Regions from separate parts of the Mus musculus genome. Here region 2 is linked to region 1. A link is a loop called in an ENCODE intact Hi-C map of the cell type or tissue named here. Cell type or tissue: heart. All regions are shown on one strand. Region 1 overlaps Cubn (cubilin (intrinsic factor-cobalamin receptor)). Region 2 overlaps Cubn (cubilin (intrinsic factor-cobalamin receptor)).

What was found. Peaks named below come from ENCODE experiments on the same cell type or tissue, not always from the same donor. Only the 100,000 strongest peaks of a DNase experiment are listed, where the experiment ranks them.
Region 2: it touches region 1 in a loop (1.9-fold over the local background); 2 of 42 quality-filtered maps call a loop at or near these places.

The regions. Positions count from the first base shown.
Region 1 is chr2:13,327,530-13,332,529 of GRCm38, forward strand. It overlaps Cubn (cubilin (intrinsic factor-cobalamin receptor)), which reads right to left. Exons shown (of 67, transcript NM_001081084.2): 47 at 4,784-4,924; 48 at 3,952-4,133. Among named protein-coding and RNA genes, the nearest start is that of Gm13270, 58 kb to the left of the region's middle. In heart, no CTCF peak of the experiment used is centred here; a DNase peak (open chromatin) is centred at 2,432.
Region 2 is chr2:13,415,411-13,420,410 of GRCm38, forward strand. All of the region lies in intron 27 of Cubn (cubilin (intrinsic factor-cobalamin receptor)), which reads right to left. Among named protein-coding and RNA genes, the nearest start is that of Cubn, 74 kb to the right of the region's middle. In heart, no CTCF peak of the experiment used is centred here; no DNase peak of the experiment used is centred here.

The DNA.
Region 1 (5,000 bases):
ATAGCCTTCTTTATACTTCACAGAGTTCACAGACTCTGTGGATTTTCTTAGTTGTGCCTTGGAAGCTGTAACACATGAAATGAAAATGTTAGTATTAGGCTATTCCAAGTGTATGTAGTCATTCTAAATACCTTGAAAAGTACTGTTAAGTGGTTTTACTTTGCTGCTTTTAATTAGGTGTGCTTGTGCGTATCTTGGTATGGCCATGTGCATGTCAACACAGGTGCTTGCGGAGGCCAGGAGGCCAGGAGGCCAGAGACATTGGGATTACCTGGAGCTGGAGCAACAGTTGTCGCTATGTCCAATGTGTGTACTGGGAGCTTAGCTCCATCCTCTGCAAAATTGGTACATGTTCTTAACCACTGAGCCAGTGCTCCTTGAAAAGTAACTTAAGGAAAAAAAATCTATTTTTGTGTAACTATAATGGCTCTTTCTTAATTATTTATGGATTTAAAGCTTCTACATTCTTAATCATTTGACTTAACTTTTTGTATTTGAGATTATAATAGAATTATAACAGTTCTTCCTCCTCTTTGGCCCTGTGAACCCTCTCTTAGAGCCCTCCCAACTCCCCATTTTCATGGCCTCCTTTTTCTTTACTAATTGTTATTGCATGCATATATGTATGTATGTATGTATGTATACATTCTTAAATATCACTCGTTGAGTCTGTATAACGTTCCTTGTATATGTTTTCAGGACATTCTGTTTGGTGCTGGACAACCAATTTGTGTGCTCATACTCATCTGGCTTTTAAAAACTGTGTTATTACTGGCATCAAAATACAATTAATTGCTTGAGTTATGACTAGTGAAGAGTGAGTGCTTCTGCACAAGGCTTGTGAACACTTTTCAGAATGCAGAAACAATTCTAAGAAATAAATAGCAACTCACTTGGTGATTGATATTCCTATTTTTAAAAAGGATTTGAATGGATCACTATTGGATATAATAGCACTAAAAGCTTGGTTGAAGTAGGACATGCTGTACTCCCAGGGATGCAAGCATTTTCATTTACAGTAATTAATGACTGAACTCAGCTGCTTGGTGGTTTCTGGTTTAAAATGCCTTCTAGTTACAGGAACACAGGAAATGTCCCCATCACTTCTTGTGCAGATACGAACCCAGACTCTGCTAATTACCTACTTGGTTTTTCAGTAGGACTCCGTTTTCCAAATGCAGACAGTACACTACAAAGATTTACAGTCTGTTAAAATCCAAGAACTAGGAATAATTGAATTTGGATCCAAATTTCCCACAAGGCAAAGCAAGAGAAGACAATGCATATTTCATGCTACTATAAACAAGAATGGGTAATGTGTTCTCAGAATCAAAAGAATTTATAAGCAACAAGGCTGTGTTGGAGGCAATGAACAATGGTCTCTACTGCCTCTTTCTGCATCTTTAGGTAGGGGTAGCATAGAATTGTAATGAGTAAACCATGTGCAGTCAACCAGTTAGTGTATGGACTTCTTTCTGTGTTTAGAAGCAACCAGAGTGTGACCTCATATCTCCTAAGATCTTCTGTAGTCAGAAACTACAAGCCTCAGAAGACATAAGATGGGAGCAGACACATGGCAGTCAATATTTAAGAATTGCTATGACGTGGAACAAATTTGGACATTTGTCTCATGACCCCATATGCTGTGTGGTGCAGCCTTTCCTTTCCTCCATCTTGGCCATCAGATTGGTTGCTGGGTTTGTAGGAATTTCAAACACAGTCCAGCTGGGTGTGGTGTTCAGCAAGTAACAGGATGCTCAGAGCTCAGCCATGCTGCCTGTAGATCTTGGGCTTTGTTTCCCTCTTTTCGGACAAGCATTCAAGTACACAGAGGGTGGGTAAACACTAATTCCTGCACTTGTTTGGAGTGTAGAGGAGGAAAGTAAACACCAATGCATAAAAATGATTTAAAAAATGGAATTTAAACAACCTCCTACAGAAATGAATTCCCAAAATGATTCCTTGATGGAGTTTCATCCTCCCCGTGAGAAAAGATCTGAAGCCATGATATTTGAAAATAAATATAAGTAAAGGTCTGTCTTAGGTACTTCCACAAATGCCAGTTTCCAGGCTCAGGCATGTACACAGAGCTCCCAATCAGCTTTTTCACAGATTTTTAAAACGTGAATGAAGAACAACCAGGACTCTAAGGAAACATCCAATGTGAAATTCAGAGACCAATGTAAATAGAGATGCAAACTGAAAGAAACTACATGAAACTTCAAATTATGATTCTATAATAGTTTAAATATGTACATTCAAATGATTCTAGTAAAGCAGAAATCTTATAGGTACTCAAAGGTTGCTGTACATATTCGTGTCCTTAGAGAGTTACAAGAGCATGTACCTCAGTGAAAACAGGAAATTGACTAAGAAAGGAAATGTACAGCATCATGGAGCCAGCTGGCCAGTCCAGAATGCAATGAAGAGACTACAGACACAATGGGGCAGGAAAATCCCAAAACAATGGTTCCCAGATGGCTTGCTGCAGATGGACAGGGATACTGGTGACAAAAATAGACATGCATGTCTTTGATGGAAGATATGTAGAAAAATTCGTGACTAACATCTATAGAATCTAAAAATAGTACAACTGTTATTGTTATTTGAAAAAGCAAATGGAAACGTGGGCACAGCATACTGCCTGGCTTAGCCTGAATGTAGTTTCCACAATCACCCAAGTGGACCAATCATGGAAACTGTGACATGTGTGACTGAAACAGGGAAGTGGACAGAATATGTGTACTCTGAATTCCCTGTGTGCACTTCTCAAGGGAGGAAGCTAATTTCTCAGTTTTTATAGTGGGACATGGCTAGATGAGACCCAAAACGAACTAAAGAGGTGCAAAATAGGAAATGTTAGCTAGAAACAATAATGTAAATGCTTAGAAGGGATTAGAGTCCCAGAGTAGTTGCATTAAGAAGGAGGAGGAAAAGAGAAAACAGGAACATCACCCAGCATTCTCTGGCTCTCAAATGTAAGAAAACCACAGTGGTTCTATACTGAGTATCTGGGGGAAACATTTCAGTACTTCAGATACTAGACCTGAGACAATAATCGGAAAGCTAAATAAGGCCATGTTGAGGTACTTGCAAGTGATGAGGGGATGTCATGGGATGTCAAAATAAATTGCAAACATTAATTTGGGATTTCGGATTGAGCAGCAGACAACTAAACTGACAACAAAAATAGCTTTTTTTTTTAAAAAAAGGTAATCATGTTATTTCCCCAATTCATTCATCAAACCCTTATCTCCAAGAATATAGACCACTAGGATTCACCAAAGGAAACTAGTTCTCGCTCTCAGTAAGCTGGTGTGAAGTACTGTGAAATGACAACACATGAAGGAACAGGTCAAGGGGGGCTTGCTTCATTTAGGGTCCTATAATGAGGTGGTGGGGGTCAGTCACTAGAGTGGAGGTCTAAGGGACATGAAAAGATAACTAGGCAGCCATCTTGGGAGGGACAGTCTAGATGGAGGTCATATCAGCAGTTAAGGCATGATGTTGGAGCACTGCACATAATCAAGGGACAGAAGAGAGATTAGGGTGGCTGGGTCACAGGAGCAGAGAGGAGGTAGGGGTGGGGGAGCACCCTCATAGAAGCAAGGGGGAGGGGATATGGGAGAGGGAGTTTTTGGAGGGGAAACTGAGAAAGGGGATGACATTTGAAATGTAAATAATAAAATAACCAATAAATAATAAATATATAAATATAAAAAATAATGCTTTGTTCTGAAAACTAAACCAACATATAACCTGGGTGCATGCAATTATTGATGTCAGTCTCTGAAAGAAGTTTATGGTGATTTCCTTCTGTCTAAAATACTCTGAATTTGTGTGAATTTGCATAGGTGGTAATAGTTTGACTGAGTTTTCATACTACCACGTCTGTGTGAACACATCCCATACTCAATAGAACACAGAGCCCAGCCTCCAGGGAACACTTACAATGAGGTGCTCAGTGTTGCAGGATTGCTGGGTACTTAGCCTCAAATTGGTAAAAGTGAGGATAATCTGCCTTCCTTCGTGTACATTGATCGTCCACTCACAGATCCTGGGATGAGGATTTGGGTTTGGGTAGTTGGGAGAAGTAAATGTGCCAGTAGGGCCATGTAAATCCCCACCACACACTGAAAGACAGAAAGAAAAGCATTTAGTCAAAATATCTTTCTGCATTTAAAATTAGTTTTTAATGACCCATCTAGAAAAAGTTATTGGTCATAATTTTTGTTTCCACATGTATGAGAGTGCTCATCTATATTCAATCTTGACTTCTTATATCTATATTGGTATTCAACTCTTGTCTCTATCAATATTTAACATTTTCTTCCATAGAAAACAGTTCACTGGCAACATTTAAATAATTATCAGGGCCCAGAATATATATAAAAGACAAAAAAACATAGCAAACTTAGGAAAACTAAAATCATTACTATGTATTTTAGACAAGATTTTTATTTGACCCTGGTCTGTCAGGGCATTTAGGAATGTGAGTTCTTGATAGCTCTAGGGCATTATAATGGACTATTGTTTTCAAAATGGGCCTTGCAGGCAAGGCTCTCTGCAGCTCCCATGATACATGTTACTTCCTTTTGGCTTTTATTCCGAGTGGCAACTTTTCATTAGTTGGTGAGTGTTTATTAGCATTGCCTTTTATCTTGTAAGAGCCAAGAAGAGAGCATCACATTTTCTTTTTCACATCATTGCCATGAGAGTACCATGCATAGTGTATATCCTGTGTAACAGATCAGTACCACTTCTAACAAGTCATTGAACTTACCTTCTCTGCTGGACTTAAATTGCAGCCTAAATCCTGAGTCAGTGACAGAGCCATCTGTGACAAACCTGATTGAAGCAACATTGCTAGAAGTGTCAACACTGCTAGGAATGGAGTTTCCACAGTATCTCCCCAGCAAAATACCTGTAAGAGTCAAATAATTAGTTATGCATATGCCTGGGTGATTGATTTTTTGTTAATCTTTACTTAAACTGTTTTG
Region 2 (5,000 bases), 88 kb after region 1:
GTCAGCAGGCTCAACTGATTTGATTAAACCCTCCTTGAACAGATTTGATTCTAATAATGGGCTCCTCAACTGCACAAGTAAGAAATTTCATTTCCAATGATATTTTTCAAGGAGAACTAAAGAAGACTACTATTAGACTGACAACAGAATTTCTGGATCTTGAGAGATTGTTCGGGAACCCTGCATGGAAGCAGTTGTATGGACATGTGACCAGCAGTTATGTGCAAATACAAACATGTTTTTTCATTTCCCTTTTTGGAGAGGTTAGGAAAAAACAAACTTTAACTGGATAGAAACTTCTGTCTTTAAACAGATTCCAAGAGAGAAAGAGAAGACAAAATCCTAAGCAGAGCTGCATCTGTGGACTAAGGGGACGTGGAAGTCAAAGGCCACCCACAGAGAGCTCTGGGGCTGCTGAGGATTCTAGCTCTCTGCTGGGGGAGGAGACAGATGCCACTGGGCTGAGCTGCTGGTTAGCTGGAGGAACACAGATGGCATGTTCAAGAGAGGGATACTGCACTAAGGGTGAAAAACATCTTCCTCAAATGTCCAAGAATGAATGCTAAGTTCTCTCTGCAAGGATGGAAGAAGAGTCAAGAAAGCAATTCTAGAATGTTCTTAAAAGTCCTCAGTTTGAACATTATTTCTCCACAGCAATATGGGGCTTTGCCCCATCTCCTCCGCTTTCCACCTCAAGCCCAATAATGGATCTCCATATTATTTGAGTAGCCACAATCATTTTTAAAATATACAGATCTGAAAACAGCATGGTGGTACTTGCCTGCAGTCATTACACTCACCAGGCTAACACAAAAGAATTAGGAGTTCACGGCCAACCCTGGCTCAACAACTGCCCCCCCCTCAAAAAAAAAAAAAAAAAAACTCAACCAAAACAAACCAAAATAAAACAAAACAAAAAGCACACACATGTTCAATAAGGGAAATATTACACTATGAAAATATCTATTTGATCATGCTATTTCTTTTATCTGGCCCTTGAGAGACTTACAGTTCTGAAAAGGAACACTGAAATTCATGACTTTCTTATTGATACCCTAGAGGCCCCTTGTAATCCATCTTCAGGTGTGCAGAGTCAGCTTTCTCTTGTCAATCCTCAACCTCTCTGATGTCTGGGGATCCTTCTTCCTTGGGTTTGTGTTCTCTGGTCATCAGAAAAGCTTGATTGCTTCCCTGTCTGATGCCTTCAGAGCACCCATCAATAGCCCTCTCAAACAGATAACGCAGCCTACGATAGACTCTTTATTGTGTGATACGTTAGCATCTGTTTCATCTAGTATGACATGAAAAACTAATGATATACAGTTAATTTCTACAGTTTAGGAGTCTAAAACATCTTCTACTGTCTGGATGGTGAATTGTAGGCTAGTGATAGCTTTAAAAAGCAAATAACTAGCCCCTTAAGCTGTGTTTATCTCAGCATTTCTCTCATTCAGTACAACTCAAAGCTCTTGTTTCTGTGGCATATAGCAATGTGGTTACCCTGAACAGACTTCCCTGTTGTCTGTGTTCATGAATCACTGTATGGAAAGCTAAGAATACGTGTTATGACTCTGATGTGACTGAGCAATGAATTTGCATGAAGCATCAGCAAGTGGTATGAGTTTGACACAAAACCCAAATAGCACTGTGGGTGATTAAAATACCATGTGATCCACAGTTGTGGGATGGGAAATATCTTAGGACACAGACAGGGAGTATGGTGCCAAAATGGAGAATTCAGGGACATTGGTGATGGGCTTGTTAATCCCTTTCTTATTTGAAATGCATTATTTTGTAATTGAAAATCGCTGTAGCATAGTGGTTGTTTTGCAATTAAAAAGAGGACGTGAGAGTGAAATATATAATGACATAAACATCTGGTGAGTAGGATGACATCAGTAAGGATTTGGCAAGAGATGAAATAGATTGTATACACTGGAAGGAAATGTATTTGACAGAAAGCACTGACATAATCAGGAAGAATTTGAAACTTCCTTAAATTGAAAGGGGAAAAGGACAGGAAGGGAGGAAAGGATAGGATGGAAGAGAGTGCTGGCTAGTTTAATGTAGACTTGACTCAAACTAGAGTCATCTGCAAGGAGAAAACCTCAATTGAGAAAATGTCTCCATAAGATCCGGCTATAAGGCATTTTCGTTTATCTATCTATCTATCTATCTATCTATCTATCTATCTATCTATCTATCTATCTATCTATTTTTATTAGGTATTTTCTTCATTTAGTGAAGGGAGAGGGTCCAGCTCATTGTGGGTGGACCCATTCCTGTAGTGGGTTTGGCCTAATGCTGCTTGTATTTTAATGCTAATTTGGGCCCTCCTAAACTGTTGGCAGGAGAATATCTCCTCCTTGTAGCTATGGGAAAGTAAGTGTACTACCTGGTTTTGTGTGTCAACTTGACACAAGTTGGAGTTATCACAGAAGAAATGCTTCCATGAGATCCAGCTATAAGGCATTTTCTCAAGGAGGGAGGGTCCACTGTGGATGGTGCCATCCCTGGGTTAGTAGTCTTGGATTATATAAAAAAGCAAGCTGAGCAAGCCAGGGGGAGCAAGCCAGTAAGGAGCACTCCTCCATGGCTTTTGCATCTACTCTGTCTCCAACTTCCAACCCTGTGTGAGGTCCTGTCCTAACTTCCTTTGGTGATGAAAAGCAATGTGGAAGTGTAAGCTGAATAAACCCTTTCCTCCTCAACTTGCTTCTTGGTCATAATGTTTTGTGCAGGAATAGAAACCCTGACTAAGATAATAAGATTCATTTTAAAGAGAAATATTTATTGTACACAAAGGCACACACTAAGATACCTACCAGAACACTTGTAACTTACCAATAGAGTTTTGAAATGAAGATATTACCATTAGTAATGACTAAAGTCAGCTCTATCTAATGAGATCCCTAGTGGATTTTGGACTGCAGCTAGATTTAATAGCCAGTTTTAAATGTTATAGTTCTAAATCATTAGAGACAATTTTTGAAAGTTCAATCATCTATCTATATCTGTTTGTGTGTGTGTGTGTGTGTGTGTGTATGTCACTTGTGTGGGTACTCTGTGCATACATGAAATGTTAAAAAGAGAATATCTGGTGTCCTTTATCATTCTCTGCTTTTTTTTTTTTTTTTTTTTTTTTTTTTTTTTTTTTTGCTAGAGTCTCTCCTTGAACCTGAGGTTCACATTTTTCTTAGCTAACCTGGAAGTAAGAAAACCCCATAATCTGCCCCAGCAAGTTTTTCATCTTCCATAGCTTTCTTCCATATAGTTCTTCCATAGATTTACAGGTATCCTATCGGATCTGAACAACTCTAGCCTTCATGCTAGTGCCACAAGTGTTCTTAACCACCAAGCCAACTCTAAGTCCTAGACTGCAGTCTTTACAAAGGAAAAATGCTGACACCACACGGAGACATTCAAATAATCTGCAGAAATGGCACTTGGAAGGCCAATCAACCATGTGAGCCCCTGTTAGATGTCATGTTTGCACAAAACCATAGATTTTGTTGAATTATTGCCATGGTTATTTCTCAGAAATGAGAAGTGCTATTGTGGATTCATTGTAATGCTGTAAAAGGAGCAGTTGTTGTGGAGGTGACCAAATGATTGGGTCAAGTGGTACACTGACTATAAGGACTGAGACAACTGAGCATGCCAGTCATCAACCTATGATTTGGGTGACAGATTTCAAAGTGACACAAAAGACTATATATCTCAATATAGGTCAAGAAACAAAGATCTGAAGGAGGGAAAAAGAAAAGGAAAAGAAACTTCCAGACAAAAGATAGATTATTAAAAAGTAAAGCATGCTATGAATCAGAAATGGCATGGATGTGGAAGGGTACCAAGGAGGAAACTTCTGAAGGAAGGAAGCAACCTGTGGGGCTCTCTGACTATCCTACTAGTGTGTGTGCAAATCAGCTAAACTTTGGGTTTAATGTAAATAGGAAAAGGTTTCTAATTTTTAAAGCTATGGTTGACTTAAGAAGAGGACCCTGGCCGGGTGTGGTGGCGCAAACCTTTAATCCCATCATTCGGGAGGCAGAGGCAGGTGGATTTCTGAGTTCGAGGCCAGCCTGGTCTACAAAGTGAGTTCCAGGACAGCCAGGACTATACAGAGAAACCCTGTATTGAAAAATCAAAATCAAAACAAAACAAAAAGAAAAAAGAAGAGGACCAAGTTGGTTCAAGTTGGTGGTGGATACCTTCAGCTAAAGAAGAATTTGACACAGAGAAGGAAGATGAGAAATTGATTCTGAAACTGGAGAAAGAGACATAGAATTTCCATTCAGGAGATAGGCCAGTTACTTGAATTGAATCTTTTCAGAAATGAGTGAACTCTATCATGCAATAACTACTCACACAGAAAAAAACAAAAACAAAAACATGTCATCTTGGTGACAGTTTGGTTGTTGTAAAATATTTTAGAATGACAGTGAAACTGTGACCCTGCTGGGAGTTTTAGCCACTCTTACAGACACCATATATGAGGACTGGCATGCCCTGCACAAGTAAGCTATTCCCTCACCTTTGCTGCTTCTTTTAAAACATTGAACCCCTGATATTAAGTGCTTGAGGTTAGTGTCCTATGCACAGCCATGGCTTCAGTGTTCGTGACGACAAGGGCATAGAAACTCTAAGGAGCTTCTGGAGAAAAGACTACACGGAAACAGCCATGGAGAAGCAACCGATCTTCACAAGAAGAGAAAGGGCAGAGTTCACTCCTGGGCCTTTCCTGGGTTCTCAGCCTCTCCTGTATGGCCCACGCCTCTCACAGCAGCAATCCCACACCAATGTCTTTTCAATTGGCAAAATATAGAAAAGTTCTGTCCTGACATTTCATAAACAGGCGAGAGTGACATGAATTTCAGCTAAAATTCTAAATTAGACCCTAAAAGGAATTATAGGATATACAAGAAACTGTGATTACAGTAGAAGACTATTTCCATGAGGAGACCATGGTAAAACATTCCTGTGCCTCTTGGCAAGAATGT